Regions from separate parts of the Homo sapiens genome. Here regions 1, 2 and 4 are each linked to region 3. The links are chromatin loops, found by intact Hi-C in ENCODE. Cell type or tissue: Calu3. All regions are shown on one strand. Each heading gives the region's core, and the rest is flanking DNA. Links, peaks and the distances in the headings are about the cores only.

Region 1 (7,885 bases), core at 1,121-6,120, 220 kb after region 3:
CTGGTGCAATCATGAGCAATTAGAACAGTGTCTAGCAGAGAGCAGCTGTTCTGTAAATGTTTCTTGTATTTTGCAAAAAGTGAAGAAATTTAAATGATAGAGCTTCTACCCAAGGGCAAGATAGTAAGGGTACACAGTTGAATATCTCATGATTTTTGCTTTCAAGTGCCTCACAGTCTTGATGCAGAAGATATGCGTGCATAACCAACTAAACATACTCAACACGGTGCAGCATAACAGAGGCACGGACATGGGAACATGGGAACCAGCACAAAGAACCATTCATGCTCCCTCGGAAATCCGGAAAGATTTCTCTGATGTAATAATATTTGATCCATGACTTGATGAATGATAAAGGATTTGAAGACATGGAGAAGGAGAAGGAAGGGCATTTCAACCACAGAAGAAAGCTTAAACCAAAACTCAGACTATGGCAATGCTTGACATTCAAGGATAGCCTTATAATCCTTCAAACTTACCTACCTTTATTAAGAAACAGATTTCATTAGGATACCTTCCATGCTTGGTCCTGCATAAATGCTACCTCATTGAATCCTCATACTTAGTACAAAAATTAGATATGATTATTCCCTTTTGAAATGATGCAATTGAGAATCTGACAAGATCACCCAGTTGAGTAACGCTGGAGCCAAACTCGAACAAAAGTCTGTGTGACTGATTTCCTTTTGTATTTATTTTGAGAGTGAGAGGAATTACTTTCTTTTTAAGAAAATTAATTTTATTTTATGTTCTGGGATACATGTGCAGGACATGCAGGTTTGTTACATAGATAAACGTGTGCCATGGTGGTTTGCTGTATCTATCAACCCATTACCTAGGTGAGAGGAATTACTTTTTAATATGTACTAATTGACAGAATGTTTTCTTCAAAATTTAGATCCAAAAATTATTAAAGTGGCATATGTTACCATGTGAGAGGGAAAAATGAGGGGAATATGGAAATGTGTATATACTTCTAAAAGTTAACAATCTCCCACACTAATCCGATTATTCCCAAACCAGCCATATCAGCAACCAATATTGTTGCTGTTGTCCCTGACTGTTCAAACATATCCAAACATATTCACATGTAGAGTGGGGTTTGGGTGAGTGCTTTACTCTGCAGCTTGACTGTCACTGAATAATTTCTCATGGCATTTAGTTTAGGTAAACAGATAGAAATCTTTAAAAAGCTATTCAATATCTCATTATTTCCCTATTGATAGACTTTCATATCATTTCTATTTTTTCAGCTTTTCAAAGGATTCTGCAATAAACAAGCTTATATGTATAAGCACATGCACTAATATTTATATATAAATATTTTTATTTAATGTTTTTATAAAAGGTTTTCAAAAATTGAATTGCAAGATCAAAGGGCATTTTAAAAAATGCTAATGGACATTGTGAAAAAGCCTTCAAAATGTAGCCACTCCCTTATTGGCCCAAATGGACACTTTATGGACTCACAGCATATAAGTAATTTTCTAAACTTATAACTGATGTACAAAAACTGCATGCATTTAAAGTATACACTTAAAGAATTTAAACATATGCATATACTCCCAAAACCACACAATTTAAATACTGAACAATCTTGGAGCTCACAAATAAGTGGGAGATACAAAAAATCATCAGATAATCCTACATAAACCTATAATTACATTTTGAGAGACTTGCTTGGGAAGGAAGGAAGATGGTTCTCTTGGAAGCTGTCACAGATGTGTATCAACTGGGTGAAGGAAGGTTCCTAAGGAAGGGAGACATGTGCTGAGATCTCAAAAGAGAAATAATAAAGTGGTTGAATAGGACAAAATTCATAAGGCAATGAAGGAGAAGAGGCATTTATAGTTGAGTGAATGGCATTTGCAAAAGCCCTGTGCTAGGTATACTGTTCTCTAGCCATGAAGAAACGTCAAGGTGGCTGGAAAGCAAATAAGAAGGAAGAAAGTAAGTCTTACAGGACCTCATAGGTTATGGTCAGGATTTTATTCTTAAATCCAAGAACAATGGAAAGCCACCAAAGGATTTTGAGCATTGGAACACATATGATCATTGTTGCATTTTAAAAATATCAGTTGGCTGTTGTGCAGGCTAGACAGAGGGGTCCAGAGTAAAGCAAGAAGCCAGCCAAAAGCTCTTGAGCAAGGGAGGGTCAATGCAGACAGAACCATGTGGAAGGATTCAAGAGAATATTAAGACATTAGGTTGACAGGACATGGTGATTAGTTCTACATGACGTGTCAGGGAGAGGGAAGTATCAGGAATGACTCGTAGGAGTCTGACTAATGCAAGTGGATATGGTTGCATATGCAGTGTTGCCACTCAGGTATATGGAGAACATTGGATACAAAATTTCCCAAGGCTTTTCTGGGCTCTTAGGATAAATACAGGGCCATGACCATGACACCTAATGCATGGTTTGACCTTGGCTTGTGTCCCTGTGCTCCTGCTGCCACCTGTGCACTGAAACACAGGTGATGTTTCAGTTCTTTGAAGAAGCCAAGTTCTCCTTATCCTCAGGATATTCATGCACTTAGTACCTTCCACACAGAATATTATTTGGTTAAGATGGGTTCTTCCAACCTCAAGTCCCAACTTGGCATGTCCATAGAAATGACCTAAAATAAACAGGCAATCTCTTGTCACTGTGACCTTTCTTAGGATCCTATTCTTTTCCTTTATTGTTATTATCATAACTTATAATTATCCTTTTACCCATGTTTATTTGTGTGGTTTCTATCTCTCCCTTTACACTGTGAAATCTATGGAGATATGGGTCATGACAATTTATTACTGTATGCTTCCTGTCCAGCAAAGATCCTGCAACTAATATTCAATAATTATTTGCTGAATCGAAAATATATGGAGGAAACAATGAATGACCAATAGCTATCACTGTTATTATGGTCATTGTCAGTATCAGAAAACAAGTTCTCATTTGATAATGAGAGAGTTAAGGACAGAACAAAGAATGCACCATTTAACAATGCTTGAAATGAAGTCAGAGGTAGTTACTAGAAAGGGGGAGCATCAGGTAGTTGCCATTTAGTTGTGAATCCCCAGTGAAAAATTTAATGCAATAGAAGGTGCTGATATTTCTCATTATCTACCTTGCATATATACACAAATGTTTTCCTTGATTTTGCTAATAATGAGCGCCCTCTGCTGTCTTTAATCTGCCTCAATAGCCTGCGAGCTCTTCATCTGGTTGCTTTCTAAAATAAAAAATAATGTAGCAAATAAATTGTACTTACCTGTCTGGTTGTACTGCCTATCTTAGACATGAAACTAAGAAATCATATAATTCATACCTTGCATGGCTTGACCCTCCAGCACATAATAAAAAGGGATTTACAGCTAGCTTAGGGAGAACAATCATACCCTAGGCATTGTCTTGGGTCCCTAATCCCATCTTTGGAAATGGCACTTCTCCGACCTCAGTCACCTGAGATACCAACTGTTCTTCCCCATTGAAATGTGTGACTAGTTATCAAAATTTTAGACACCATGTAATTCTGGACCTTGCATTTCCACTTTCAAGGTTTTTCTGAAGACATAAAGACAAAAATGTATGCAAAATATGCATGCTCACTATAGCACTTTTTATAATAACAAAAAATATAATTAGATATTAGAAACAATATAATATACATTATATAAATTAAATTAATATTCACATAGATAACAATTTAAATAAGGCATATGTCATTCATATGTGCAATGTATCATTCATGTATGTTTGTAAATATTTAGAAAATGTCTTGAAAAAAGCACATCAATGTGAACAGTGGTTTCCTCTAATTTGTGGAATTTATGGATGAAGAGAATGAAAGTTACATATATGCATATATGTAACTACAGTTATACATAATTATAGTTGTATATAATTATATATAACATGTTAATTATATTCCATATGATTATATGATAATTATATGTATATATTTCTATATTCTGATGATCTTTAAAATAATTTTTAAACTTTTTAAGATAACTATAGATTCACATGAAGTTTTAAGAAATCATACAGAGCAATCCAGCATATTTTCTACCAAGTTTCCTCCAATGGTAGTATCTTGCAAAACTATGCTGCTACATCAAAACCAGTATGCTGACATTGATACAGGTAAAACACAGAATATTTCTGTCCTCATAAGGATCTCTCATACAGCTCTTATATAACACACTCACTTCCTTCCTGCCCCCATCGTCTCCTTAACCCCTGGAAATTACAAATTTGTTCTTTATTTCTATAATTTTGTCATTTTGAGAATGTTACATAAATAAAAGTATACAAAATTTAACCTTTGGGGTTTGACATTTTTTCACTCAGCATAATTCTCTAAGGATGCATCCAGGTTACTGTGTATATAAATAGTTTGTTCTCCTTTTTTGTTGAATAGTATTTCTTTACAAAGATGTCCAAAATTTATCCATTCATCCACTGAAGAACAACTGTGTTGTTTCCAGTTTTTGGCTACTAAAATAAAATTGTTATGACCATTTGTGTACAGGTTTTTGCATAAATATAAGTTTTTGTTTCTCTGGGATAAATGCCCAAGAGTACAATTGCTGGGTTTTATGGTAGTTGCATGTTTAGTTTTTTAACAAAATGTCAAACTATTTTACCAGAGTAGCTGTACTGTTTTACTTTCACACCAGCAATGTGTGAGTGATCCAGCTTGTCTACATCCTCACCAGCATTTGGTGTTGTCACTTTTATGATAATGTTTATCATCAGTTTCTGCCTGCCTTCCCAAACATAATTTGTCCCCAGATTCCTTCTTAATCCCTCTGTTTGATACACCCCTGGAAAAAAAACCTTCCAACCCAGTAAACTGTCAGATTACTGCTATTACTCAGAGTACAATGGCAGAGAACTTTATCCCCAATCTTTTCCATTTAATACCTTAGTGAAGACATAGAGAGGCATCCTTCTCAAATATGCAAAACACTGGGAGAGAGAGAGCAATGAAAGGCTTAATAATATGACTAGTGGAACAAAACAAAGGGGCCAACCCAATCAGATACAACTTAACAGAAACAATCCCATTTATTCAACAGAACCAACACCGACTATCTTCAGGCTCTGTGCGATGTGCTGAGGATACAGACATGTACATTAGAGTCACTAACCATTTAACTTGACAGTCTAGAAAAGAGACTTTGAAATAAGTATGAAAACAAATACGTTTAAACTTATATTATTAATGTGTCTATTGATTTAACATAGTGTCTGACTCTTTTTTTTTCAATCAGCATTAAAAAACTATGGATGAATTTGAAGTTGGGGAATAATTCCTGTATTTTAGGAAGTCTCCTTCTGTGTATGGATGATGGATTAGAAGGGGACCTTTGGGAATACAAAAGTCACTTGAGAGATTAACACAGTAGTTTGAAGGGAAATGACAAGATCTGCAGCTGGGAACAGTGGCTCATGCCTCTAATCCCAGCACTCTGGGAAGCTGAGGCAGGAGGATCGCTTGTGCCCAGGAGTTCAAGACTAGCCTGGGCAACATGGTATCTAAAAAAATACAAAAAACATTAGCCAGGCATGATGGTATGTGCCTATAGTCCTAGCTACTCAGGAGGCTGAGGTGGGAGGATCACCTGAACCCAGGAGGTCCAGGCTGCAGTGAGCTGTGATGGCACTATAGCACTTCAAAAAAAGAAAAGAAAGAAAGAAAGAAGAGAGAGAGAGAGAGAAAGAAAGAAAAAAGAAAGAAGAAAGAAAGAAAGTAAGTTTTAGGAACAGTACCAGTGGTGATCATGAAAAATGTGTGCAATAGTTGTGAAAAGGGTTGATAAGGCTTGCTTACCAATCAGAAAGGAGGCTGATGACAGAGAGTACTTAGGATTATTCCCAAGTTTCTGTCTCAGGCAACCACTAAAATGTCTGTGCTGTAAACTGAATAGCAAATTAAAACATAGGAGTGGGTTTTGAAAGAGAGACAATGAGTTCAGGTAAAAATGTTTGAGTTGAACCTAAAAAAGAGCATCCCTTGGAGGTGTCTTATAGGTAACTAAATCTCTTCTTTAAAAAAAAAAAAAAGGTATAGATTGTAGCCATAGATTTTAGAGTTCCTAACATAAAGATTATATTGGCGTCCATGGTAGTACATAAGATTCTCCAATAAAGGTTATACACAGAGTAAAAATAGAAGGGGAATCAAGTTTAGTATCTTTGGAGGTATCAATGTCCAAGGGAAGTCAAAAATAATAAGGGCCATTTAAAGAAACTGAAAAATAGTGGTCAAATAGCAGAAAACTAAGGTAGGCGGAAAGATGGCATGTAATTCAATAGAAAAGAAAATTGCAAGTATGAGAGTCATCTAAGGTGACAATTACTTTGAAGTCATCAAGTAATGTGGTCAATTACATTACATTAATCATATTTGGCACTGCTCTTTCCTATAGGATAATTATACATCCCCTTCCTAAAGAAGTCAAACATGGTCAAATGACTTGCTCTGGCCAATTAAACATGATTGGAAGTCATATACTTCACTTTTAAGAAGAAGCTTTAAGAGTTAGCTCATTGTTCACCAAGTTCTCTTTCCCTGTAAACATAAGCAAAATGCACAAGAGAGACTATTCCATCAGCTCCTGTATAGAATTCATAAAACATTGATCATAGCTACAGCCAACCAAAGATGGCCACATACTGTGAGGAACAAGTGACACACTGTGCACGTAAGCCACTGAGATTTGGGATTATTTATTACTGCAGCTGGGCAACCTAATCTATCATTATAGGCATAGGTAAAATAAGGAAATAAAGTAGGAAATTTCACAGAGTGAAAGCTATTTTAGTTGCCAAAAAATGGAAGTCAAGCAATGGAAGGAAATTAAGATAATATCCCTAGAGATAACATTTAACATCATCTTAGTCAGAAACCAATTAAGAAACAGAAACTACTCAAAGTACTTACAACAGAAGGAATGTAATGCAAAGAATTGATTGAATAGACATTAGAAGAGCTAAAAGTCAAGTAGGTGATGGTAAGGCACCCAGAAACTGACAACAGGAGGAAACCACTAACTTCAGCTGGAGAGAAAAAGAAAGGAGGTGGTGTAACCAGAGCCCAGAGGCTGGACTCACCCAGCAAAAGCTGGGACCAAGGCAGGCCTATCTAGCAGGACCTGGAGCTCAGACGTGGTACAGTCATTTCCAGAGACTTCTCCCTAATACAGAGCCAGAAAGGGTCATACAATAGTTTTCCTCTTTTCCTACTTCCTATCTACTGCCTGCGCCTCCCAGGGGCAGAACCTAGCCCAAATGTCAGCTGATTTGGGAACCTGAGAAATGCAAGCTGCAGCAATCAGTATCATGTTTCCTGTCCTGCCTCAACACACAGCAGAGCAGAGCAGAGCAGAACAGGGGAAGTGGAGGAAATGGACCTGACAGCAAACAGTCCAAAGACTGACACAGGCCAGGTCTGAAGGTCGATGGTGGCAGACATTCTAGGTAGGAAGAAACTTGATTTTTCATTAAGGTGTAAGAGTGTTAGAGGGAAAAGGATTTAGTTATCTGTTCAGTGTGGCTGGAGTAGAGCGCATGTGAAGAAAGGAATGTAGATAAGAAGACTAGACGTGTAACCAAAAGCCAGATCATGAACAGCCTTGCATGCCATGCTCAGAAGCTTGAAATCTGCTCTACAGGCCGTCATGATATTACCAGAATAATTCCTTGGAAAGATAATTCTGTCATCACTGTAGATGACAGAGTAAAGGAAAGAAAAGATAGTTCATCACCCATTTGCCTAAGGATGATGTAGTAAAGGCCTAACTTGGTGGAAGGATTGGTGAAAGCTATTGAGTGGCCATAGCTTAACTACAAACTTAAGAACTAGCATTCTAGTGAAACAGAAGCCAAACCAAT
Region 2 (7,885 bases), core at 1,085-6,084, 160 kb after region 3:
CTGTAAGGCAGCAGGGGATGGGGTGGGCATGTCGGCAAAATGACGGTATACCTACTATGTACCCATTAAAATTAAAAGTTTGAAAAAAAAAGTACAGTACAAAAAGCAGGAGCCTGTAGCTGATTCTGCAAAAATTTCACTTTGGGCCCTTGAATAATGATTTTACCTCTTTTGATTTTCTTTTTCCCACTTGTAAAACAATAGGATTAAGACAGAGTGAGATTTTTAAAACACTTTTTTTATTTTTATAGCTTTAGAGGTGCAGTGGCTTTTGGTTATGTGGATGAATTATATAAAAGCAAATCTTGAGATTTTAGCGCACTCCTCACCTGAGTAGTATATATTGTACCTAATATGTAATTGTTTATCCCACAACCCTCTAGAGTAGTTTCTTAAGGTGTTTATTTACTCACTGCAATGAGGAAAACATTTCTGCACATGAACACCAAAAATATATATTTTTTACTTACCCATAAATTATATACATAAGCTACGCTAACATATATAGTATAAAACATACCACAAGTAAAACTTTTAAAATAATTTGAATTTTGGCCAGGCGCAGTGGCTCACACCTGTAATCCCAGCACTTTAGGAGGCTGAGGCGGGTGGATCAGGCGGTCAGGAGTTCGAGACTAGCCTGACCAACATGGCGAAACCCCGTCTGTACTAAAAATACAACGACAACAACAACAAAAATTAGCCGGGCATGGTGGCGCGCACCTGTAATCCCAGCTACTCAGGAGACTGAGGCAGAATTGCTTGAACCCGGGAGGTGGAGGTTACAGTGAGCTGAGATCGCGCCACTGCACTCCAGCCTGGGCAACAGAGTGAGACTCTGTCTCAAAAATAAATAAATAAATAAAATAATAATAATAATTTGAATTTTAAAATATAATAATGAGTGTAATATATTTCATTTTATCCCAGTGAGTCATCATAAGCACCTAGAGCATGGAGTGGCAAACTTTTTCTATAAAGGGCCAGGTAGTAAATACGTTAGGCTTTGCCGGCCATATTCTTTCTCTTGTAAAGATGATTTTGTCTGATGTTAGTATAGCCATTTCAGCTTTCTTGTGGTTGCTATTTGCAAGACATATAATTTTCTATTCTTTTACTTTCAACCAATTTGTATCCTTGAATCTAAAATAGTATCTCCTATAGGGACCCCTTATACATGGTTGATGGGGATGTAAATTAATATAGTCATTTTAGAAAACAGTATGAAAGTTTCTCAAAAAGAAAAAAAAAATTACCATATGATCCAGCAAGCCCACTTCTAGGTTTATACCTAAAGAGATTGAAATCAGGATCTCATAAAGATTATCTGCATTCTCATATTTTATTGAAGTGATATTCACAATAGTTAAGACATGGAAGCAACCTAAATGTCCATTGATGGATGAATGGGTAAAAAGAATGTGGTATATGCATAATGGAATATTATTCAGTCTTATAAATAAAGAAAATGCTGTTATTGTGACAACAAGGATAAACATGGAGGACGTTATCCAAGTGAAATAAGCCAGGCTTAGAAAGACAAAGACTGCTTGATATCACATACATGTGGACTCTATGAAAGTCAAACTCATAGAAGTAGAGAGTAAAATGGTGGTTACTAGAGCCTGGGAGGGATCAGGGAATTGGAGGGTGGATGGGAAAACTGGATACGTTACTCAAAGGGTACAAAGTTTCAGTTGGTTAGGAGGACTGATTCTAGTGATCTGTTGCATAGCATAGTGACTACAGTTAATAATAATTATTGTATATTTCAAAATTTCTTTAAAAAAGTAGATTTCAAATGTTCTCACAATAAAGAAATGATAAGTATGTGATGTGGTAAATATGTTAATTAGTCTGATTTAATCATCGCACAAAGTACACATGTATTATAACATAACATTGTACCACATAATATATATAATTATTTGTCAATTAAAACTAAAATCTAAAACAAAAAAACAAAAACAAAGTCTCCTAAACACAGCAAATAATTGCATCTTGTTTTTTATTTGAGTTTGACAATTTTTGACTAAACTATTTAATCCGTTCAAATTTAACATTATTATTGATATAATTGGATTTGCATCTACCTTTTAGCTTGTTTATTTCTCTACGTTTCATGTCTTTTTGTTCCTCTATTTCTCCTTTACTGCTTTTTTTTGCATTGAGAGAATATTTTCTAATGTAATATATTAATTCCTTTAATTTCTTCTACAATCATTAATGGTTTTGTTTTGTTAACGGCTGCTCTAGAGTTTACTATACATATTTTAATTATCACAGTCTACTTTAAATTTATACTACCATAGCTATTGTACTTATTGTTGTATGTGTGTGTATATATATATAACTTTATATAACATCATACATGTTACAAATATGTTACATAATATATGCTGCAAATCTAACAATATTGTATTTTAATTTTTACTTCATATGATTTTATGTCTATTAAAGAAGCTGAGATATGATGTCTGTTGCAACTACTCAACTCTGCAACTATAGCATGAAAACAGCCATAGGCAACACTTACATGATGAACATTGCTGTGTTCCAATAAAACTTTGTATATAGGCATTGAAATTTGCATTTTATGTCATTTTTACATCATGAGATAGTCTGTCATTTTTTTCCAACCACTTAAATAAGTAAAAACTACTTTGGCTCACAAATTATATGAAAACAGTCAGGGGCAGGATTCAATCTGAGTGCATAGTTTTCCAACCACCTGGACATCGGCAATTATACTTTAAACTCTTTTACGTGACACCCTGAGGCTACCCAGACATATCACCAGGCCAGCCATGGTGGTGAAATAAGGTCAGAGATTGGGCTTCAGTGCCCTGTCTTCATTTCATGAAGAATAGTTGTACTTATAGTTTGTTTTGTTTGTCAGATTGGAAATATTGCTTAACAAAATGGAAGGAAAAAAGAAGGGAGAGGGAAGGAAGAAAGAGAGCAGGAAGGGGAAAAAAGAGTAATCTCAAATGTTCTCTCTAGATCTGACATTTTACTACATTCATGTAAAATAGTACCAAATCTTTAAGAACTCTACTAAATTTCTGTTATTCTGGAAATCTGAATAATATTTGTATATTAGGCAGTATTTTCATTTATCTCTATTAATGTCTTTCTGAACTTTTAAATCTAAGTTTATTTTCACACAGAGAAACAACATTAAGGAAAGGGAACAGATTTTCTACACCTGGACATAAAGAACTAGGAGAACTGAGATCTTTTAGCACCCTCTTGTGTCCATAAGTAGTGATTACAACAGCCTACCCCTCTATTAATAACATCTAAGTTCTCAGATAGTGGGATAATATTCTTGCAACAAAGAACTAGAAGTGATAACAAGGGTTTGCCAATGCTTATTTGTACTTATCTGTTATATTTGAACATATCTTCTACAAATAACAGTTCCCTGAAAAGAAAAACACTTCCTTTCTTCCTTTGGTTTAAATGCTACCCACTCTTTAAAAAAAAGTTTACCATCAACTTTAGCTCATCATAAATATCCTTTCTGCATAATTAAAGCACTTGAGATTATAGGTTTCAACATCAGACATGGGTTTGATTCTTAACTCTGCCCTCTATTAGCTGTATAACTCTCCGCAAATCAATCAACCTTCTCTTCTAAGTGTTTATGCAGCCGTTTATGAATGAATGGAACCCCACCCATATCAGCATAGTTGTTTCACCTGTGACTGAACTAAAAATCACTTTGACTTAAAAGTTAGAACTGGAGACACAAACAACAAAATAAAGAATAGACAAATTGCACTTCATCAAAATTAATAACTTTTTTGTATCAAAAGACACTATCAAGAAAGTGAAATGACCACCTACCAAATGGGAAACAGTATTTACAAATTATACATAGTGGATTCTTCTTATTTGTGTTATTTGTAATACTCAGGTTCTAAAAGTCACTGCAGACATTGAATTAGCAAATATTGGAACGTTGTTCCTAGAGAAATATACACATTTTTATATACACTCTGTGTGTATGTGTGTGTATATGTATATCCCAATTATATATATATTTGCATTATATATTTACATTGTATATATAATGTATATATATTTACATTGTATATATAATGTATATATATTTACATCATATATAATGTTTGGATATATATCATAGATTATAATCTTATATCCTAAAAGTAACTCATTTTGGTAGACTCTATTTTCTTTAATTTACAAAAGGGGAAACAAGGTTCAGAAGAGATAAGAAACTTACCTGAGGCTGCCTCACAGGTCTGAGTTGAGACTCAAACCCGTGCAACTGACCCCAGAGCTGAAACTTTTTGCAGTATACTGCACTGGCAATCTTCTGGTAATCTCTGTATGAAAGCTGAAACAAGAAGATAGAGCAATGCCTTAGTCAACCTCAGCTAAGAATGTGCACCTCTAGCAACTAAATTTTTCACTGCTCTGCATATCTTCAAATGACCACTGATTTGGGGAATACAAATAATTTTAGCAAATAGGCAAATTCACAAATATAAAACCTACAAATAGTGAGAATCGGCTATATTTGATAAGGGTCTATTATCTAAGATATATAAAGAACTGTTACAACTCAATAAAAAATGAGCCAATTAAAACATGGGCAGCTCACAAAAATAAAATACAGTATCTAGGAATACATATAAGCAAGGAGGTGAAAGATCTCTATAAGGTGAACTACAAAACACAGTTGAAATAAATCATAAATGACACAAACAAATGGAAAAATATTTTATGCTAATGGGTTGAAAGAATCAACATTGGCTGGGCATGGTGGCTCACATCTATAATCCCAGCAGTTTGGGAGGCCGAGGCAGGCACATCACTTGAGGTCAGGAGTTCGAGACCAGCCTGGCCAACATGACGAAACCCCGTCACTACTAAAAATACAAAAAAAATTAGCTGGGAGTGGTGGTGCATGCCTGTAATCCTAGCTACTCGGGAGGCTGAGGCTGTGGCAGGTGAATCACTTGAACCTGGGAGGAGAAGCTGCAGTGAGCCAAGGTCATGCAACTGTACTCCAGCCTGGGTGACAGAGCGAGACTCTGTTTCAAAAAAAAAAAAAAAAAAAGAAAAGAAAGAAAGAAAGAATCAATGTTGTTAAAATGACCATACTGGCCAAAGCAATCTATAGATTCAATGCAATTCCTATTAAATTACCAACATCACTTTTCACAAATTAGAAAACAAAATTCTAAAATTCATATGAAGCCAAAAGAGCCCAGTCAGAGCAATCTTGAGTAAAAAGAATAAAACTGGAGGCATCACATTACCTGACTTCAAACTATACTACAAGGCTACAGTAGTCAAAATAGTATGGTACTGGTACAAAAATAGACCAGTGGAACAAAATAGATAGCACAGAAATAAAGCCATAAATCTAAAACCATCTGACCTGACAAAGCTGACAAAAAGAAACAATTGGGAAAGAATTTTCTATTTAATAAATGGTGCTAGGATAACTGGCTAACCCTATGCAAATGAACGAAACTGGAACCCTGCCTTTCACCATATACAAAAATTAACTGAAGATGGATTTTAAACTTAAATATAATGCCTCAACCAATAAAAATCCTAGAAGAAAACCTAGGAAACACTTTTTTGGACACTGGTCTAAGCAAAGAATTTATGACTAAGCCCTCACAAGCAAATGCAACAAAAACAGAAAGTGACAATGGAGACCTAATTGAAATAACCAGCTTCTGCACAGCAAAGGAAACTACCAAAAGAGTAAACAGACAACCTTCAGAATAAGGGAAAACTTTTGCAAACTATGCATCCAACAAAAGTCTAAGATCCAGAATCTATGAGGAACTTAAGCACATATACAAGCAAAAAAAACCCCATTGAAAAGTGTACAAAGGACATGAAAAGACACTTCTCAAAAGAAGACACATAAAACAATTCCAATATTATTAATCAACAGGGAAATACACACCAAAACCACCATGAGATATCATCTTACCCAGTGAGAATGGCTGTTATTAAAAAGACAAAAAATAGGGAGCCAAGATGGCCGAATAGGAACAGCTCCGGTCTACAGCTCCCAGCATGACTGACACAGAAGACGGGTGATTTCTGCATTTCCATGTTAGATACCGGGTTCATCTCACTAGGGAGTGCCAGACAGCGGGCGCAGGCCAGTGGGTGTGCACACCGTGCGCGAGCCGAAGCAGGGTGAGGCATTGCCTCACTTGGGAAGCGCAAGGGGTCAGGGAGTTCCCTTTCAGAGTCAAAGAAAGGGGTGATGGATGGCACCTGGAAAATCGGGTCACTCCCACACGAATACTGCTCTTTTCCGTCGGGCTTAAAAAACGGCGCACTACGAGATTATGTCCCACACCTGGTTCGGAGGGTCTTACGCCCACGGAGTCTCGCTGATTGCTAGCACAGCAGTCTGAGATCAAACTGCAAGGCGGCAGCGAGGCTGGGGGAGGGGCGCCCTCCATTGCCCAGGCTTGCTTAGGTAAACAAAGCAGCCTCGAAGCTCCAACTGGGTGGAGCCCACCACAGCTCAAGGAGGCCTGCCTGCCTCTGTAGGCTCCACCTCTTGGGGCAGGGCACAGACAAACAAAAAGACAGCAGTAACCTCTGCAGACTTAAATGTCCCTATCTGACAGCTTTGAAGAGAGCAGTGGTTCTCCCAGTACGCAGCTGGAGATCTGAGAAGGGGCAGACTGCCTCCTCAAGTGGGTGCCTGACCCCTGACCCCCGAGCAGCCTAACTGGGAGGCACCCCCCAGCAGGGACACACTGATACCTCACACGGCAGGGTATTCCAACAGACCTGCAGCTGAGGGTCCTGTCTGTTACAAGGAAAACTAACAAACAGAAAGGACATCCACACCAAAAACCCATCTGTACATCACCATCATCAAAGACCAAAAGTAGATAAAACCACAAAGATGGGGAAAAAACAGAACAGAAAAACTGGAAACTCTAAAAAGCAGAGCACCTGTCCTCCTCCAAAGGAACACAGTTCCTCACCAGCAACGGAACAAAGCTGGACGGAGAATGACTTTGACGAGCTGAGAGAAGAAGGCTTCAGACGATCAAATTACTCTGAGCTACGGGAGGATATTCAAACCAAAGGCAAAGAAGTTGAAAACTTTGAAAAAAATTTAGAAGAATGTATAACTAGAATAACCAATACAGAGAAGTGCTTAAAGGAGCTGATGGAGCTGAAAACCAAGGCTCGAGAACTACGTGAAGAATGCAGAAGCCTCAGGAGCCAATGCCATCAACTGGAAGAAAGGGTATCAGCGATGGAAGATGAAATGAATGAAATGAAGTGAGAAGGGAAGTTTAGAGAAAAAAGAATAAAAAGAAATGAGCAAAGCCTCCAAGAAATATGGGACTATGTGAAAAGACCAAATCTACGTCTGATTGGTGTACCTGAAAGTGATGGGGAGAATGGAACCAAGTTGGAAAACACTCTGCAGGATATTATCCAGGAGAACTTCCCCAATCTAGCAAGGCAGGCCAACATTCAGATTCAGGAAATACAGAGAATGCCACAAAGATACTCCTCGAGAAGAGCAACTCCAAGACACATAATTGTCAGATTCACCAAAGTTGAAATGAAGGAAAAAATGTTAAGGGCAGCCAGAGAGAAAGGTCAGGTTACCCTCAAAGGGAAGCCCATCAGACTAACAGCAGATCTCTCGGAAGAAACCCTACAAGCCAGAAGAGAGTGGGGGCCAGTATTCAACATTCTTAAAGACAAGAATTTTCAACCCAGAATTTCATATCCAGCCAAACTAAGCTTCATAAGTGAAAGAGAAATAAAATACTTTACAGACAAGCAAATTCTGAGAGATTTTGTCACCACCAGGCCTGCGCTAAAAGAGCTCCTGAAGGAAGCG
Region 3 (7,082 bases), core at 2,083-7,082:
CACATGGAGCAGGTGTTGCCGTGGATTTTCCCATCTAGACCCTCAATAGGATCATTCTCTCTGGTACAGGGGAGTCGTCCATTCCTCACATAATGACGATATTCACTGCACAGCTCCTGCCAAATGAAGCAGAAGCAGGTTTTAAGAGTCCAATAACTAAACACTAGAAATCTTCCTCCACAATACTGCTTTAAAAACTAAAACATAATGATTGCATGGAAAAGGTGATGCTGAAGGTTGATAGTAACCAAAATGCTTTTCAGAGAACTAGGTCACACATTTGGAACATGGATTGCTGTTATTTATCTCATTAGAAAACCTTCAGGTCAAATATTATTCTGCACTAGGCACTGTGAAAGATACAGAGAAGAAAAATGTATGGCCTCTTAAATTGGTAAAGGAATCTGTGGTATACAGAATAATACCGTTCCACCAAATACGTCTAAGTCTTAATACTTGAGACCTGAGAATATGCTGCCTTACATGGCAAAAAGGGCTTTTCAGATATAATTAAGTTAATAACCTTGAAATGAAGAGATTATCCTGTATTGCCATAATGGGCTCAGTGTAAGGCTCAATCACAAGGATCAGTCCTTAAAACTGCAAGAGCGAGATGGAAGACAGAGTGAGAGGGAGATGTAACCACAGAAGAACAGTCAGAGAGATATAACATTGCTGGCTTTGTAGACAGAGAAGGGGGGTCCAAGAACCAAGGAACATGGACGGCCTCTAGATTTGGAGAAAAAGAGATGGATTGTCGCCTGCAAACTCCAGAAAAGGAATACAGCTCTGCCAACCCTTTGATTTTAGCCCAGTGAGATCCTTTTTAGCCTTCTAACCTATGAAATAAGATAAGAAGTTTATGTTATTGTTGTTGTTTTCATTGTTTTTTATTTTATTTTATTTTGTTTTATTTTACTTTAAGTTCTGGGATACATGTTCAGAGCATGCAGGTTTGTTACATAGGTATACATGTGCCATGGTGGTTTGCTGCACCTATCAACCCGTCACCTAGGTTTTTAGCCCCCTCATGCATTAGATATTTGCATGAGGGGGCTAATAATATTAGATATTTGCATGCATTAGATATTTGCATGAGGGGGCTAATATTAGATATTTGCATGCTCTCCCTCCCCTTTCCCCCAGTCCCCAAACAGGCCCCGGTGTGTGATGTTCCCCTCCCTGTGTCCATGTGTTCTCATAAGTGGGAGTTGAACAATGAGAAGTTTATGTTGTTTTAAGCCACTAAAGTGTGCTAATTTGTTATCGCAACCATAGAAAACTAGCACAGAGTTTTTAATTTCTTTGAAGAAAACACATAGAGGCAACTATAAGTTATAATACAATGAATAATATAACTAAAATACTTTTTAAATTGTTGGCATAACAAGTGATAGAGTTATTAAGTATATTGCACACATGGGAAAATATTTAGGGAGCAGTTAACACACAGTCTGAGCCATGAAAAGTGGCCAGAATTTTGGTAGACAAGAGGGATATTCTGACTGTGAGTAATGGCATATAGAAGGTAAAGTTCATTGTATGTTGAAGAATTGGTGAACTCTCCAGTATGGAACACCCCACTGGACAATGAGATTAGACCAATAATGACATTAACAGCAATAAATATAATATTAAAGAGTGACTACTTAAGATATGTGTGACACTGTGCTGTTATACATTAATAAGTTTCTTGGGACTTCATAAAAATAATATACGTAATAATAATGTCCTTATCTTATAAGTGAGAAAGCTAATATATGAAGATGTTAACTGTAGGACCTTACTGGTAGGGAAATGAAGCAAGGATTTGAACCCTGACAGTCTGAGCCTAGAGTCCAGTTTTTTAACCACATTGTTTTTGTGACCACGTGATAGAAAGCCATGAATCAATGCTTGGGATGTCCCAGAAACCAAAAGGTGGCCAGTATAATTGGTGCATGGAGAACAATGTAGAATAATAGGAAATGTGACCTATGAAAAGTGGCAGGGATCAGACCATGTATGGCACTTCCAGACACTACAAGGACCTTGATTTTTACTTTGAGTGAGGTGAGAAGCCACTGGGTAGCACGACCTGCCTTATGGTTTTAAATAATTACTTTGGCTTAAGAGTTGAGAGTAGATTGTAGAGAGCAAAGGTAAGAGCAGTAGAAATGAGCTCTTCTAAATCACAGAAGGACAAAAGAAAAGAATAATGAGGACCTAAGGCATAGTCTGCAGGAATAATACAAATGGCAGAAGCGTGTAAAATCTAAAGTGCATCATGGGCCTTAAAGCCAGAACTTTTGGTTCAATTCTTGGTTCTCAAGTTACTAACTACATATAATTATAATTATATATGATATTATTTGTATCATATAATATTTATGTTAATATATAGTAAATAATATATCAGTATATAATTGTATTATATGTAACTAATTAAATATATTTCTTAACTTCTTATGTCAGCTTCCAAGTCCTCTTCTATAAAACACAGATAATAATATGTCCCTTCAATGGCTACTACAAATATCAGTCATAAAACTTTATGCCATGATGCATACAGTAGCAACGAATGTACAATTATCATTGTTATCACCATCATGTGAGATGTTAAAGAATGCAAACTCAAGACTCAGAGATGCTTTTATCTCCTCAAAATCTCACAGATAATTAAGTGGGATCCCTAGTTGTTGCTGTTTTTAAGGTAAATATTCATATTCAAAAATGTACTTGAGAAAAATCTGAACATCTGTCTCTATTAGTCTGCATTCAGACAGTAAGATAACAATCTATATATACTTCTTTCTTAGGTAATATAATTGACACAATCAGGGGAGAAAATGGTGATTGATCTCTCTCCTGCACGAGCAATTAATAGATTTAATGTGAATAAATTGAATAAGGAAAGGGGAGTACTCTTGTATATGGGGATCCAAACACATTTTCCCAGTTTGCAAAGAAACTAAGAATACTGGAATGAGGAGGAGGGAATAGGAGCCCTCCCTAGGGAGAGTGATCGTTGAATATTTATGTGGCTCTGATGATCTCAAACAACTACCTGAACTGCTTCTCTCTTAACTTTTTCAGCCTCGACTTTCCCTTTTTCTTCTTTATCATTTTTCTTCTCTTCTTCTTCAAGTTTGCTGTAATAGAAAAAGAAGATATAGGCTGAATATGATTCCCTACTCTTTTTGGTAGTACATTTTTAAAAGGAATGAGGATCTTCCAAACCAACAGTCAGATTCAGTCTTCAATACAAATTTATCTAGTCTGAGAGGTGCTTTTGCTTTAACCAATAGTACAGATAAACTTAGCTGTTTACATTCCCCCTCTAAAGAAGAATAATTACAAAACAAGCATGCATCTTTATCAGTCTGTGGCCCTCAGGTGATCTTATTTTTTGTACGTCGCTAATTTTAATTAACATTCCGAATAAAGCTACAATTGTCTTGATTTTATTTCACTGCTTAAACCTTTCCTCTCCAAGTAACTACCATATCCGTGATAAAGGCAAAGGGTGATGCTAAGTCAGATGATGGGCTCAAAATCATAATAAACCATGTTTTACTTTAAACTAAAAATTTTAAATATTATTTCAATGGAGCTAATATTGAAGTTGAAATTCAAGGTTTAGATTGCAGTAGTGATTTAAGTCCAGTTAGATTCAACTGCTAATCTTTGGGGGTTGAACACAAGCCTAATATTCTGGTATTCTTGCCATTTTCTACTGACATATAGCATGTTAATGCTGGAAAATCCTTAGCATTTACTACATTTAGTCATTACCACAACACCAGCAAATTGAACGGGTGAGAGAAAAACCCTGGCTTCTTGAATTTCAGGCCACTTTTCTTCTAGTGCTCTACTCTGTCAACCTCTCCTTTTAGGGAATTGTATGCATCCACTTAAGGTTGGATCAAGACATGTGAAAGTTAGGAGACATTAACTTTGCACCTCAGCAGGTATTATTTAAATAAGCGTTTTTCTCGGCATTTATTTTAGGGTTAAGTTCAGGAGCAGATTAAGAGCCTAAAAAGGAGAATTAGAAGTGATAATAATTAACCTCTATATTGTCCCACACGATGGAGCTGTAGTCACAGGCTTACCTACACCACTCAGCAAAACAAAGACCTTAGAAGGCCATGAACCTGGCTTAACAAGGAGACATTTTAGTAAACATTTAGGGTATGAGCCTGTTTCCTAAAGGTTTTACTCCACACTAAACCACTTATGAATGTTTGCATTATATAGTAATGTCCTTGAAAGGATAAATAACAATCCTTCCTATTCCATTTATTGTTCAGGCTATTTTAATAGTCTTTATGTACTGACCCCACAGACCTCCATCCAGCTGGCTTCTCCTTAGCTCCTATCTGAATAGACTAACAAATCATAAAATGTCAGGAGTGGGAAAGACATCAAAAAGATCATCCAATCCAAATCATGAAATTTCTGCTCTCTCTTTTTCACAAATGAAGATTATCAAGTGTTAAAAAAAAACCATTAAATTGAGCTTTTTCCCTTGACTTAATTGGAAAATAGAAGGATAATTGAATAAATAATAGTATTGTCACTATATGATTCAATATTACTTAATGTCTTATCCATCTGCTTGTAAACCTTTCTAATATATAACTCACGGTCTATACTCTACACATGCATGAAGGATCTGAGACTCAGGGGCGATCATGGATGAAGAAATTCAGTGGGAGAGATGGGGTGGACACTCACAACACACTGGCACACATGGCACACTTGTTTCCATGCATTTTGCCATCTGGGCCACGGACAGGATTATGCTCCCTGGTGCATATAAGTGTTCCATTCCTCACTTGGTCCCGAAATTCACTGCAGATTTCCTGGGAAATGAAGAAAATATTTTCTCAGAGTAGTTTTCTATCCTTCCTGCATCTTTTCCTATTATGAGGAATATGTAACGTAGAGTAAAAAGTAAAAACAAAAGTGATAACACATAGTAGTAAATCAGTAAGTATTTACAAAGCTTCCGTCATCAATCAGAATTGTCCCATCATTATAGCAGATCTGAAAATATTTATCATCAAAAACATACGTGTGTGTTGTGTTGCATAGCATGGTCTGTAAAAGCTAGGAAAGATCAGAGGTGGGAAGATTCCATAGGCAGGCTTAGATGAGAAGCCTTCCTGGAGGAAATGAGAATATTGCTTACCTGTGATTTGTCTTTAGGGGTCTGAGAAAGAAGAGAAAAAACATGCTTAACCTAAGAAATAAATATATATTTTGTCCAAGTATGGTGGCTCACACCTGTAATTCCAACACTTTAGGAGGCCACTGCAAGAGTGCTTGAGCCCAGGAGTTCAAGACAAGCCTGGACACAATAGCAAAACTCTGTGTCTACAGAAAAATTCAAAATAAAAAAATAAAATAAATTGCCAGGCATGGTGGTGTGTGCCTGTAGTCCCAGCTACTTGGGAGGCTTAGGTGGGAGGATCACTTGAGCCCAGGAGTTCGAAGTTGTAGTGAGCTTTGATCGCACCACTACACTACAGCCTGGGCAACAAAGTAAGACCTGACTCAAAAATAAATAAATAAATAAATTTAAAAAGACATATCTTTATACATAGAGAAGAGAATAAGTCTGATCCCTGGAGAAACTAACATATTTCTGGGAGTAAATTGATTTAAAAAAATTAAAAACCAGGAATGGGAGATGTGGATTTGAAGCAAGAGGGTAAGAATAGGAGTGGAGAGAAGGAGGAATATGTTAATACCACTGGAAATATCTAAGAGGATTTGGCAGCTGATCAAACATAATGGATGAAAACACATTTTCAATTCTAAATGATCAATGAAAAGATAGTTTCACCTAGTAGAAACACTTATTTAAAAAAAAAAGAGTCAGTAAGAAGGCAAATTTTAAACTGTGTCAACTTTTCCCCAAGTAATGATGAGGTTTGTACTGTTGTGGCTATTGTTAAGAAATAGAATAAACAGGCCGGGTGCAGTGGCTCACACCTGTAATCCCAGGACTTTGGGAGGCCAAGGTGAGTGAATCACTTGAGGTCAGGAGTTTGAGACCAGCCTGGTCAACATGGTGAAACCCCATTTCTACTAAAAAAAAAAAAAAAAAAAATTAGCTGGGCATTGTGGCACGTGCCTGTAATCCCAGCTATTAGAGAGGCTGAGGCAGGAGAATCACTTGAACCCGGGCGGCAGAGGTTACAGTGAGCCCAGATCTGCGCCACTGCACTCTAGCCTGGGCAACAGAGCGAGACTCCATCTCAAAAAAAACAGAAAAAAAGAAAGAAAGATAAATCTTGTATGTAGCTATTATATGAGAATAATTCAACATCTCCACACAGATAAATTTGACTCTGCTATGTATAAAATTATAAAAGCATGGAGAGTGGAATAAAAATAACTGGAAAGTCAGAGGCCCAACTTAATAATCTTAATTGGGTGCAAGAAAACCACCACTTGCTCCATAGCTGGGTGGTGACAAAGCTCAAATATGATAATATATGTGCTTTCGTTTTGTAAATTGGAATGATTGAGATCTTATACTCTCTATTTGAAATAACAGAGATATGAATAATGTAAATTGAAATTAGTAAATGGCATAAGTTAATACTCTAACAACAGAAATCTAATAAAAGCCAAATATGGGGAAAATTCCTTACAAAAAGTTAACATTCCACTTTTTATGAAATAAACCTCAAAATTTGAATAATTGTGAAATAAAATTGGTACTCTGGACACTTCTTATCAGGACCCTTTTTGTTCAGGTTAAAAATGTTCTTCATTTATTTCAGGCATGAAAATTAAACAGAAAACATTTATTCTAATAGGATAAGTAAAGAATTATAAAGAAATGAAAAATGTCAGGGCACAGCATCAGCATTCCTGAGAATATTACCTTTGCAGCTTCTCTTTTAGCCTTTGCTCTTGCTCTTTCTTCTTGTTGACTTTAAGAAACCGAAAAGAAAAAGAGAGAAGAAATGGATTTTTTTTTTTCTTTTTTGAGACGGAGTCTCTCTCTGTCACCCAGGCTGGAGTGCAGTGGCGCGATCTCGGCTCACTGCAACCTCCACCTCCCGGGTTCAAGCAATTCTCCT
Region 4 (7,885 bases), core at 1,692-6,691, 250 kb after region 3:
TCCTCTAGAGTCATCTCCAAATGTTCAGTTAAGACCACCAATTCAGTCATTCCTGTAACTTCCTATTCCAGTTTATGTGTTCTAATCAAACTGTTAAGTTCAGGATGGAGTCCATGTATGAACAGAGCAGTTAACGCTGTTTCAGTCCCTGCAGGAAATACTCCTTGCTATACTTTGAGCCCTACATGTTTCACAGTGTTTCTAAGCGAGTTCTGTAATCTGAAACTGGTTCATCCTTTTTCTGTTTACAAGATTGTATGATGGGCCAATCAGTTTTTTGTGGACAAATTTTAGGAATTAAATTTAAAGGGTATTTACCAATTTTTAGAGCTACTTTTTGTCCTTCTCATGAAGAACTTTTGGAGGGGTCTTTAACATCCGCCTCAGGTTTGTCCCAGTCTGCTGCTGCCATCCATTCCCAAGCTTCACCAGGCCCCAACATCATGTGAATAAATTGATAAAGGTCAGGAAGTCCTGGATTGTAAGCTTGTATGAGGATTCTAAATTCCTCAGTAAAGTTTTGAGGATTTTCACTTGGATCAAGAAAGTACTTCACAATGGCTCTAAGCTTAGTTTTGGACCATGGAGTGAAAGTAGTTACAGCAGGCAGGCCCAGCTGGTCAGAAGGTCTCACTTTGTAAGACATCTGTCTGATTTCTTTTTTTTTCATCATCGTCAGGGCGAAAGGGTAATTTACCAAAAAGGTTAGTGGACTCAGACTATGTAGGTAGAGATACATAAAGAGAAGGAATAGTTGAGGTTAGTTCAGTCAGAGTACAGTCCTCTTTTATCACATTCTTGGTCTTTTGCTTAAGCTTTTCATTTGTTTTTTGCAAAGAATCTTTTAAGGAAGCAATGTTTGATTCATGTGGTCTTTTAGAGGCCTCTGCATACCAATGAAAGAATACGTCCCACTGTTTTCATGGGGCTTTTGATCCCCCCTTTTCTAATGTGCCTCACAAATAATTTTATCCAAATTAAAACTTCCCCATTGTGGCCATCTTAATTCTAAGTTTTCTCTAGTGCGGTTAACCCATTTTTCTAAAAATGCACATGTTCTGGGTCCATAATTTTTATACATAAAATTTACATGGAGTCCTGGAAGGTGGAGTCCCAGACTCTTTGGATTCAAAAGATCCCATTTTAAAAATAAAGTACCTTCCTGAGGCCTGAGACCTCTAACTGAATCCAGTTCAGTTAATTATCAAATCCAATTCAATCCTGGACTCAGTCCAGCCTAACTATTGCTCAAATAAACACATAGAGCTCAGAACACAAGTTGGTGGAGCTCGGAATCTGAGAGCAAACTCACCCATGACCTCCAGCTACAATCAAGAGAGCAGTGAGCACAATAGTCTCCTCAGGTACCTCACCTGGTCACCTGGTGTTCCTGGGGGTTGCTGGAGTTTTACTTTTAATCCCACTCTGACACCAGATCTGTTAAAAGAAAACTTTAGACAAATTAAATTTAACAGTTTAATTGAGCAAGGGAAAAAAAAAGAAAAAAATTGGGCAGCCTCCAGAATCACAGCAGATTCAGAGTGACTCCAGGGATGCCTCACGGTCAGAACAATAAAAGGAAAGTGATGTATAAAAAAACAGAGGTGAGGTACAGAAACAGATGGATTGGTTACAGCTTGGTGCATGTCTTATTTGAGCATAGTTTGAACAGTCAGCGGCATATGAGTGGTTAAGTATAGCTTCTGGGATTGGCTGAGACTCACCTATTGTTACAGAAGCATACTTCAGTCTTGTCTACCTACTAAGGTGGTTATAGTTCATCCACAAGGATTCAAATATGGAAGTATGGAGGCTTTCTCAGGCCATATTTAGTTTGATTTAACAACATGCGCTATGATTCTTTTGGTAGTACAGGGTGGAGGAGGCCTTTTTACTGAGGTGTGTGGGCTCCTGACAAGCTTGATGTTTGCTAAACACTGTCTCCAGCTTCTCCACATCTTTCTAGGGTTGAGGCTGCTCTTTTGTGCTTTCAGTGCCCTTGTTCTTTGTTTAGTGACAAAGAGCACAGGTCCTGAAGCCAGCCTGTCTGTATTCATGGCACAGCTTTTCCAATGGGGAAGTTATTTACCTTGCTGGGCCTCAGTTTTACCAACTATTTTATAGTTGGGCTAACAAACTTCCTTCCTTCTAAGGGTGTTATAAGTAATAAGTTAACATATGCAAAATGCTTACAAAAATTAGTACCTGGGAATGAACACTCAAGATACGTTACACTATTATTATTATTATCCCCTCTCTATCTTTACTTTTAGCTATCCAGCTTCATAATTATAACCTCAGTCAGAGCAGCCACAATCACCAAGCTCATGAACTACTTCTCAACACTTTAATTTTGAGTGATGTTTGGGGAGTTTTATTTGTAATTTCTCTTTGAAGAATTTTACCTTTCTTTAGCTTGTACACAGAATAGAAGTAGGAGAATGGATAATCACTGCATCCAGTGAACAAATTATAAGATTTTTTTTGGTATAAGATTTTAAATTTGAGACAATTTCAAACTTACAGAAAAGATTTGAATACAGTACATAGAACTCTTTTTTTCAGAACCATTGGAGAGTAAATTGCTAGCCAATGTCCTATCACTCACAAATACTTCAGTGTGTGTTAAAGGGTTATTAATGCTGCCATATACGTTTGTGTGGATTAAGTGAGATGATGTATGTGCAAACCCTTGGTTTACAGTTAAGTATTGTATTAATGAAATCATGTTTGTCATTCCATCAAGTCTAGAAAAATTCAGGATTTATTTTTTGGCTGTCAGAAAAAACTGAGGAACTGGGGAAAAAGTCACAGGCTCTATTTCAGTGGTCTTTCTTTTTAAGTCAAGATAAGCAACAACAGCTCTGGTCTCAAATCATTTCAAATATCACAGGTTATGAAAATATGGCTGAAAAAATATGTTACTATGAAAATGTGCCATCAAAATCAAATAAGAAAAAAATCTATTTTACAGGTTATTAGTCACAGTCAACACATTCTATTTAGATCTGAACTCAACCCAGTGAGATCATTTGCAACCTGGACCTCTCAGTTGTCTAATGCCATATAACAAAATACTCCAAAATTCAGTGGTTCAAAACAAGCACAGTGTACTTTTTTCATGATTCTTTAAAAATACCATATAGCTGCTTCACCTGTTTCATTGATTGATGTTTACTGGGGCACTGGGATGGCTGGAGAGCCAGAATACTGGCATTTTGTGATTGGCTTTGGCTATGAGCTCAGTGGAGGCAGTTTGCAAAGCATCTGGTAATTCATGAGTTCCAGGAAAATGCATTCCAAGATATGAAAATTAAAACCCTAGATGTCCTAATGTTTAGCCTCAAAAGACACATGGCATCTCTTCAGCCACATTCTATTATTCAAATGAAGCCATAGGACGTGCCCAGTGCCAAGAGGAGAGAAAATAAACTCTACTTCTTGGTAGGAGGAATTGCAAAGAATGTGTGGTCATATTTAATTCACAACAAACCCATAATAAGAAGATTATCCAGGCTTTTGAAGGATCATATGAGAGACAGTTAATAAACTTGGTGACACCAGCCTGGAGAGAAGATAAACCAAGAAACCCTTAAGAGATTGTTCAGATATTTGGAGGGCTATCATCATGAAGCAAAAATAGATATGAATTTAGGATTGAATTTGAGAGGTTTTTGAAATGTGACTACAAATTACAAGAAAATAAAGTTTAATGGCTCCATACTGAATCCTACAAATAAAGGTTAGCTAATACCAAATTTACTGTGGAAAAGGCTCTTGTAATAGATAAGAATAGATGAGATTATCTTCATTACACTTTCCAAGTCTATGAGGTTGGTGCAAAGGTAATTAATTTTGCACCATAATATCATCATATGACTCCAACAGCCTCCTTAACCTAAGATTTAATTCAAGAAGAAGACACTTAAAACTGCAATAAACAAAGCACTTTAAACCTTATTAAGCTTCTCACATATCATTTCTGGGACTCTATCACAAAAAGTATCAAATTCAATAAATGTTGATGCACACATTATTTTCCCCCATGGGTCTCAATATTTTAAGGTTTTGACTGTCAAATCTATAATAATCTAAGTCAAAAGTACAGCTACTTAAGCCTCAACACTAATTAAAATATTTAAAACATTTCTTTTTTTGAAATGTTTAAAATCATTCACAATGCTTCAATATTTTAAAGAGTTACACTATCACAGGTCCTGAGATCTGGAATCTTTGGAATGACAATATGGATTAGATTATGTCTGATATGACTTCAGCTTCATTTTCTTTCTTTCAGGGTGGAATTATTAAAGTTCAAACCATGGGAAACTATGAATGTTTGTGGAATGCGATGTTGAACAAGAGTAACTTTCAAAGTGGTGCACAAATGCCCTCTTGTGGCCATTTCCGGGATTGTGCTACAGTTTACAAAACAAAAGCAACCTAACAGGCAATGTTAGTGATGGCCATCTTTGTGCCACATCCTGTGCTAGAAGAAAATAATGAATTGAAAAAGGAAAAAAAATATATGTTTAAAGAGGAGGAAGAAATATTGTTTTTAGTTTTTGTTTTACTTCTCAGATGATAAGCCAGCTAAAAGAAATACTACCTCAAATGCTGCAGAAGGCTTAGGACCTTTTATATTGAATTTGGGGGTATGGAGAAACTCAGAGGCTTAGAAACTTTTATATTGGATTTGGGAATATGGAGAATTTAAGAGTAAAGACAAAGTACTCAAATTGGCTGATGTACCTTGAAGACCTGGAGGCCTCTAATCTTAGGAGATTTCATAGCATCCCCTAAATATTCAGCAGTATAGGGGGGATCATCAGGATCCTTCTGTCACACTAGGATTTTGATAAATCAACAGACATTTAGGTCGACACAGGCTGCTACTCAGCCCTCCTTGCATTCCTTAGTCCATGAGTGCCAACTCCAGAAATTCCAACATATTGTCATCAAAAATTGTGGAAAGCATTTAGAAAGGACAGAACTAAGTTTATGTCCTGGACAGAAACTTAGAAAGCAGCACTAATAATAAGATGTACAGGTCACATTTGGATGCCTAAGGTCAACCATTGTCACCTCCTCAACACAACCAGAAGTGTTTCCAAGAATCTCCAAAGTGGTGCCATAGCTAAATGTAATACTATTTAGGTCTTGCCTAGCACAGAGCAGAGCAGGTCTATCAGCTTCTTTGAAGAAGACATCAGAGTTTATTAATGGCCCCAGATCACATTAAGCTTTTTTAGTTCAGAGAATGGCTGCCAGAATCAAGTTCTAACACATCATAAACAATATTAAAATATCAGACTAACAAAAAGTAGCTTAAAAGAATAAAATTGTATTGGTGTGTGAATATGCATCAGACAAGCCTAGTACTGGCTTGGCCTAAGAGTATTTATTTGACCCCAAGTTTATTTTCATTTTACCTATTGGAATAATTACAAAACCTGCTACCATCTATTAACACAACTTTCCTATAAGGCTGTGCTTTAAAAGTTTATCTTTCTTCCATGGTCTTCTGCTGGAAGGTAGAAGAGTCAGAAGAGATAAGAGATAATAAATACTTAGGCATCTAAGTATTTACCAACATATTTTGTTTTTTAAGAGTTCTGGATGAAAGTTCAATTCAAAGATATATGACCCCTTGGGTGTGTAATCATGGCCATTATGATGATATAATGGAAGAGGCTTTGTACCAGAGTCCCTGCATATCCAAAAGGGATACATTCCAAGACCCCCAGTGGATGCCTGAAACCTCGAATAGTTCTGAACTTTATATATACTGTTTCTCCTACACATTCTTATCCATGATAATGTTTAATTTATAAATTAGGCACAGTAAAAGATTAACAACAACAGCTAATAATAAAATAGAGCAACTATAACAACGTACTGAAATAAAAGTTATCATGCACTGTGGCTGTAACTTTTGCAGCTTGAAGTGTGACAGAAAAACTAGCACAATTTTTTCTTCTTCATAGTTTCACAGATAAAGTATTTGTTCTTACTATAGATCTTAACCACTTCAGCATATTATTTTTTTCTTTCCTTATTAAGTCAAGAACTTTTATATTTTCACTTAAAGGAAGCACTTCGTGGCTTCTCTTTGGCATTTCCAAATTGCCAGCATCACTGCTCTTGTACTCTGGGGCCATTACAAAATAAAATATGGGTGACTTGAACATAATCACTGTGATACTGAGACAGTCAGTGTGATAACCGAGTTGGCTGCCAAGTGAGTAACAGGCAAGCAGCATCCACAGCACGGGTACTCCAGACAAAGGGACAAGTCATGTCCCTGGGCATGAGATTTCATCGTGCTACTCAGAGCAGTGTGAAATTTAAAACTTATGAGTTGTATATTTCTGAAATTTTTCGTGTAATATTTTTGAACTCCAGTTGACCATGGGTAACTGAAACCGAGAAAAGCAAACTGGGGATCAAAAAGGCTACTGTACACTAGAGATTGTTCTGAGCTATTGTTAACAGGAATGTGCCAGGTTTATGTAAATATATTTCATTTAATACTTAAATTCAGATTTACGTTCATATATTTGTATTCAACATTTACCTCCAACACTATCCTTTCCCCTGTCTTGCAATTTTAAAACTTCACTCACTCTTTGTTCCTCCCACAAAGTTGCCCCTCTCATCATTGAGGAAGCATCCACTTCTGACTTTCTGCACATGGGGGAGATCCCTCACCATCACAACCAAGCCATAAACAGACAGGAGCTCTCTGAGCATCAGTTTTCTCATCTACCACAGTGTCCCATGCGGACGGCCTTTCCAAATACTATTTAATAATATTGCATCCTAATAATGTCCAACTATTTTAAACCAAATCGTAAATCACACATTTGTATTATGCTTTCTGGTTGTCCAATTACCTTTATTTACTGGGTTTATTTAAGCTTCAGAGGAATATATACGGATTTTATAGCTAAAGCTCAATTAGATTAAGCTCATTTTACAGACTGGTCTCACAGTTTAGACTCAACACTAAGCCTACAAAGTTCAATCATCTCATTGCCGTCTGTGATTAAGCAACCACCCTTTCCGTTTCCACAGGGGATCCTCTGACGTGGTTTTTACAAAATCCTATCATCACACCCTTCTGATTCCAAAGTACAGAATAGTGAAGGGGTTAAACCTGCTCTATAATAAGCACTCCATAAATATTAGCTGTTGCTGTTGTAATTAACGTCAAGCTTTACTATGCTCATGCACTTTTAAATTGTCTTTATATTTGTTTCAAAATCTTAGACATAAATTTCATCAAAGATGAGGTCACATTTCCTAAAGTCTTAATTATCCGGACCAGTGATCACTGAACTTCAAGGCCCTGATGAATAAAAATTGTTTGTATCCCAAGCTCCCTCCCTAAAAGAATTCTAGGCGTTTAGACAAACCTCAACACGAGCCCCCAGGTTCCTCCTTTCGACTGTATTACTTAGGTCCTAGCACAGAGACTTCACCAGTCTGATAACTGACACAGATGCCTTCAGAGTCCCTTGGCCCCATAGATTCAAAAGCCTCCAAAATGGATTTGGCTGCTATAAAACCCCAGCAGGGAAGCAGAGCTCCAAGCTGGTGAAGGTGAGTGTGTGGGGTTCCACTACTGAGAGAGGCATAGGCAGGTTTCACAGTTGTCTGGGGGTGGCCATTTGGGGCCAGATGAAGGGTGAAAAGTTGGGAAGAGATTGTGCAAGAAGAGGAAAACTTCACTTAAATAAGTAAGCATCTAAAACAAGGGAAATAACTGGTTCCTTCAAGAAAAAGGATTCTGCTTTATATAACTCTTGATTCTATAATTTATACTCACAGGTATCATCTCATTGAATCTTTATCCTTTATCAGCACTATAATAATTAAACAA

What was found. Peaks named below come from ENCODE experiments on the same cell type or tissue, not always from the same donor. Only the 100,000 strongest peaks of a DNase experiment are listed, where the experiment ranks them.
Region 1: it touches region 3 in a loop (5-fold over the local background); 5 of 110 quality-filtered maps call a loop at or near these places.
Region 2: a loop joins it to region 3, with 10 times the contacts of the local background. A loop is called at or near these places in 42 of 110 quality-filtered maps.
Region 4: a loop joins it to region 3, with 4 times the contacts of the local background. A loop is called at or near these places in 13 of 110 quality-filtered maps.

Annotation. Positions count from the first base shown.
Region 1 is chr5:147,882,506-147,890,390 of GRCh38, reverse strand. It overlaps a transcript of C5orf46 not described here. Among named protein-coding and RNA genes, the nearest start is that of SCGB3A2, 7.7 kb to the right of the region's middle. In Calu3, for the core only: a CTCF peak has its summit at 3,157 (motif pointing left); a DNase peak (open chromatin) is centred at 3,180.
Region 2 is chr5:147,945,273-147,953,157 of GRCh38, reverse strand. No RefSeq gene overlaps it. Among named protein-coding and RNA genes, the nearest start is that of C5orf46, 43 kb to the right of the region's middle. RefSeq lists an enhancer at 6,255-6,827. In Calu3, for the core only: a CTCF peak has its summit at 3,237 (motif pointing left); no DNase peak of the experiment used is centred there.
Region 3 is chr5:148,104,802-148,111,883 of GRCh38, reverse strand. It overlaps SPINK5 (serine peptidase inhibitor Kazal type 5), which reads right to left. Exons shown (of 33, transcript NM_006846.4): 16 at 6,884-6,932; 17 at 4,720-4,847; 18 at 3,047-3,131; 19 at 1-116. Among named protein-coding and RNA genes, the nearest start is that of SPINK5, 44 kb to the right of the region's middle. In Calu3, for the core only: no CTCF peak of the experiment used is centred there; a DNase peak (open chromatin) is centred at 4,083.
Region 4 is chr5:147,854,246-147,862,130 of GRCh38, reverse strand. No RefSeq gene overlaps it. Among named protein-coding and RNA genes, the nearest start is that of SCGB3A2, 21 kb to the left of the region's middle. In Calu3, for the core only: a CTCF peak has its summit at 4,417 (motif pointing left); a DNase peak (open chromatin) is centred at 4,400.